2 separate regions of the Homo sapiens genome follow, and region 2 is linked to region 1. The links are chromatin loops, found by intact Hi-C in ENCODE. Cell type or tissue: K562. All regions are shown on one strand. Region 1 overlaps GABRA3 (gamma-aminobutyric acid type A receptor subunit alpha3). Region 2 has its middle 23 kb from the start of CNGA2.

Evidence for each region. Peaks named below come from ENCODE experiments on the same cell type or tissue, not always from the same donor. Only the 100,000 strongest peaks of a DNase experiment are listed, where the experiment ranks them.
Region 2: it touches region 1 in a loop (6-fold over the local background); 19 of 110 quality-filtered maps call a loop at or near these places.

The regions. Positions count from the first base shown.
Region 1 is chrX:152,342,448-152,344,947 of GRCh38, reverse strand. All of the region lies in intron 3 of GABRA3 (gamma-aminobutyric acid type A receptor subunit alpha3), which reads left to right. Among named protein-coding and RNA genes, the nearest start is that of MIR105-1, 49 kb to the left of the region's middle. In K562, a CTCF peak has its summit at 1,439; no DNase peak of the experiment used is centred here.
Region 2 is chrX:151,756,317-151,758,816 of GRCh38, reverse strand. No RefSeq gene overlaps it. Among named protein-coding and RNA genes, the nearest start is that of CNGA2, 23 kb to the right of the region's middle. In K562, no CTCF peak of the experiment used is centred here; no DNase peak of the experiment used is centred here.

The DNA of each region.
Region 1 (2,500 bases):
ATTCACAAAATGTAATCTAATGCTCTTTTGTAATCTGTAGTCCATATTCAAATTTTTCCAATTATCCCCAAAATGTACTTTATAGAAATTTTCATTGATTTAGGATTCAATCTAGGATTATGCATTACATTTATTGTTGTGTCTGTTTAGCCTACACTCAGCATTTCTTTGTCTTTCATGACATTGATTAAATCTTCCATATTTATTTTCAAAGTAACACCATAGGAGTTAATTATGTCTTTATCAGCACATTGCTCAAGAAGGGACTTGAAGTCTGTTTGCTCCATTACTGGTAATGTTAATGTAGATGTTTACCAGGTTGCTGCACTCTAAAATTACTATTTTAAAAGTTTATAATTAATACGTAATTTGTGGAGAGATGTTCTGACACTATTTTATGCCTTTTCCAGCTTACACCCAATAGTCTTAACAACTATAGATTATCCCTGTGAGACTAATAACAATTATGGTGGCAAAATGGTGATTTTCTAAAGCGATTATTATTCTACACTTACTAAATGACATTCTATTGTAAGAAAAAATCTCTTTCTCTTTAATTAATTAGCTAATGTCAGTATGAATGGATTTTTGCTTTATTCGGTGGATTACAGTCCATTAATATCATTCATTTCAATAGACTATTTTGATTAAAATTTTTGCTAATAATTTCCCATATTCCCTAAGTGGAAGCCTATTCCATTTGGCTTCTGTTTCCTTTTGATATGCTCTCATTTTTTGAGTACTTTCTTATTATATGGCATGACAGTATATTCCAGACTTATTTTGTACTTTCATAATCCAGCCTTGGAATTAGTCATTTTTCCAAGAATAAGTGGTACCTTTTTTGGGAAATTACATTTAGAATCAAATTTCTGGCTGCTAGGTGTCCTCATTACTGCTAGGATCTCATTGCTTCCAGGATTTTTCAGTAGATAGAACTGGGAAAATAGCAAATGCACACACACTCACACATATACACACACAGATGTATTGTATATATGTATATGTATGTGTGTGTGCATGTATGGCAATAAGTTTACACTGATACTACTAATTGCAGTCCAACAAGTACTTTTAATTGATACATGTACCCATTTGTTTAATCCTACAATATACAAAAATATTTTGAAATTACTACACCCATAGTACTACAATAAACACATTAAGTAAAGTTAAATATATATTTGCAGTTTTTTCATTGTGTTTTGATTTTGGACTAAGGCTATGTAACGCCTGCTTTTATATAAATAATGGATTAGAGTAGAGCGGTATTGAAGGAGGAGAGACCAGTCACAAATTAATTGCAATTTTCTAGGATGAAAATAATGACTGTGTGAATGGAGAGAATTTGGTGACTGCTTAGATTATGGGGTTAGAAAAAGAGGAGGAGAAAGGGATAACTTCTAGGTTCCTGGCTTGTATCACTGGGTGGTGCTATTTTCTAAAATAGGGAAGACTGGAGGGAGAATGGTGCAATTGCGTTTTGTTTTTTTTTTTTTTGGATTTGAGGTTGGAACAATTAATATGGAAAGAAGAGAAAGAAAATAAGGACCAGATTTACTCTCCCATCTTAAACAACCACAAAGAAATGAACAAATATATAGTGTTTTATAGAAATCAAACAAAGGCAGCACAGGATATTGATTCCTGAAAGAAAGAAAACAAACAAGGTGAGCTCTGTGATTGCTGATCCTTAACTGCCTGGAGCAAATTTTTAGGCTACAGTGCAGGGAGGGGAGCCCAGATAGCGTCTGGTGGACTGTTTCAGTTGAGAAGAAGTTGAGAAATTGGGGAGGCCAAGGTTATTAATTCATAAGGCAGAGGAGAAGATAGAGCTGCATGGAGACTAAAAAGTTGTGGAGAGAAAGACAGAGAGAGAGAAAGCAGAAATCTGTAGAGGGTGCTTCACAAGTTTTCAAGTATGTACTCCTTACCTCACAACTCAAGGATGTACTCCTTACCTCACAGCTCAAGGATGAGGAAAAGACCACTGGAAACAGTGGGTAAAACATCAGGGTTTGGAATAACTTGTGTTTTCACCAACCAGAGTTTCCATCACTCTACTTGGTGGAAACACTTTTAACACCTGGTACATGGGGTAGGGTACTTAGAATATGGCCTCAGTGGCATGGCAAAATTATCCCAAGACTAAAGGCTGCTCTAGTCCCACATGACAAAGGTTAAAATCAAGCTTCAAAGAATTTAACTATTTCTAAGTAACACATTATCTCGGAACAAAAATCAAAAATATTTATAGCAGTAAAAAAATCTGATATCTGACAAAGTGGAATTCACGATGATTCCAGTCAAAAGTTTCCAGTCAAAAAATTTGAGAAAATTTTCTGGAAAAAAGTTTCCAGTCAAAAATTACCAAGCATGCAAGGAAACAAGAAACTACAACCCAAAAAGGACAGAAACGCTAATAAGCCTAAGGATATAGCAATAATAATTAGCAAAAACAAGACATGGAGAGAAAGAAAGACTGAAAAATGAAATGGAA
Region 2 (2,500 bases), 590 kb after region 1:
ACGCCATTCTCCTGCCTCAGCCTCCCAAGTAGCTGGGACTACAGGCGCCCGCCACTACGCCCGGCTAATTTTTTTGTATTTTTAGTAGAGACGGGGTTTCACCGTGTTAGCCGGGATGGTCTCGATCTCCTGACCTCGTGATCCGCCCGCCTCGGCCTCCCAAAGTGCTGGGATTACAGGCGTGAGCCACCGCGCCCGGCCTGAAGCTGGTATTTCTAACATTTCCTCTACAAGCCAGGTCATCCCACACAGTCTATGTGTGCCTTCCTGTCTAATGGAGCCCTTGACATGGACTCCTGTCTTAGCGGGAAACCTGTTTACCTCTCCCCTCCTCTCATACTGTTTCCTTTTCTAGAAATGTCCTGTCCTGGTTCTCTGCCTGAAAAACGACTCAACCTTCAATATCTTCCCTAATTCTCCCAGACAGAGACAGTTACAATGTGCCCTAGACTTGGCAGCACCTTTTATAAGTCTGGCTCTCACAGTACACAGCATAGAGCACAGGACCCCAGTGATCTGTGACCAGGTCTGTCTTTCCACTATGTTGGAAATCCTGGAGGGCAAGAAGTTGGTGGAATTGTCATCGGTGTCCCCATCACCCAGCGCAGAATGACCAAACACTTTGCTGGTGCTGGGTTCTTGTCACTATTTGCCACTGGGGCATCATTCACACAATAAACTTTCACTGATTTCTTGCTGGGTGCCAAGCACAGTGCCAGGCCTTGGGGGTACAACCAGACACAAGATAAACATGATCTGACACTATTCAGTGGAGAGAGAGAGGAGAATTTGAACAATCACAGAAATAAAGGAGGACAATATGAGTGAGTGGTGCTAGCCAGAGATTTAACAAAAGGTGATGTGGCAGAGAGTAGCTGCATGGACACTTCAGACTGGGCGACCAGACATTCAGGTGGATGATTGAGTGTCCAGAAGGAGACAGTAATGCAGAGATCAGGGGACAGAGCATCCAGGCAGTGGGAACAGCAAGTGATTAACCGAAAGTTAAGAGCCTCTGCTATCACTGAAACAATGATTAAACACATGTTATCTTGGGTGAAGGCTCCCTACTCCCCAGCTTGTAGCAGGGACAGAAGGAAAACAGCTCCAGCCATCTCCCTTGAGCAGCTTTGTCCCAGTCTAATTTGCCTTTCCACTGGTCAAACTGCTGCTGCCTGACAAGAGCCCTGAGTCCCAGATCCCTGGACCAACTCCGTCAGAAATTGCCTTGATGCACAGGATAAGTGAGGTCTGGAGCCAAGCAGACCCATGTTCCAATCCCAGATCTTTCACTTACTGGGACTCTAGGGCCCATTAGTTAAGCTCCCTGTACCTTGGCTGTTGTATGTACAAATGGAGAAATCTAGCTTGTTGACTTAATGCCAGGCTTAAAGGAAACCACACACGTATAGTGTCTGGAGCAAAATGGGCCTGTGGTGGGCCAAAATCACCACAGCTAGAAAACCCTTGGAGACCATTTAGTCCAGTCTTCTGTTGAAAATGGGGACACTGTGGCCTAGTCTTGCCCAATATCACTTCCATTCAGGACTCCAACATAAATCTCCCGGAGCTCGTACTTCCCTGAATATTAAATTCGTCTTTCAGAAATAGCACAAATTCACTTTCCACTTGTATCACAAGGTTGAAGAGTGGCTGTGGGTGTAGGGGTGTGTGGGCATGGGTGTGAAACATGCTAAGAAAATCACTTAACACACAAACACACATGTGTCCCCACATCTCTGATACATGTGTGCAGACTCCACAGGCGAAGAATCTCGCTCTGTTATTCCTAACTTTGACTTCTGATCCCAGTTCTTTAACTTTCTGAATGTAGGGCTCAGAGTCCCCAGCTGTATAATGGGACACTTAAGACAATGTTTGTGCAGCCACCACCATGTCCACTCCCTTGAGACTCTGCGAGTCCCCAGAAAGCCATTGCCAGCATCCTCTAGCAGGTTTTGGTGCAATGGCAGAAATGATGATCTGTGTGTAACATCTCTAGGAGCTGCCCTGGCCTGGGAATATGACTGGGGAGGGTTGGTGGCTTTTCTGGGTCCAATGCCTTCAGCTCAGTGCAAAGTCTGTCGAGGCTATATCCTTCTACTACCTTCCTTTCTCCCGCTTCATGTACCACTGGATCCAGAGGCTGGTCCCAGGAGTCTGCTGCTTGGGATGCTGGGAGCTGGGAGGAAGAAGGGTGGGCTAGAAGCCTGAAACATAGGGAGGAGACAGACTGAGAAGGAAAGGGAAGAGAAGGGGCTTGGAGGATAAGCTGGAGCAAGAACTGTGAGAAGGGAAGAGGGATGATGAGAGGTGAGGCAGAAGCAGGGACTAGGCTGCTGGAAAAGACAGAGCCATAGGGAGGAGAGAGGCAGGCAGCAGGAAAAGATGGCTGAGCCATCCTGAAAGACAGAGAAGAGGAGGATGGGAGGATTCGGGAGGACAGAGAAAAAAGTGCCTGGGGAGGGGACAAAGAATGACATGGGGGAAGGAAAAAGCG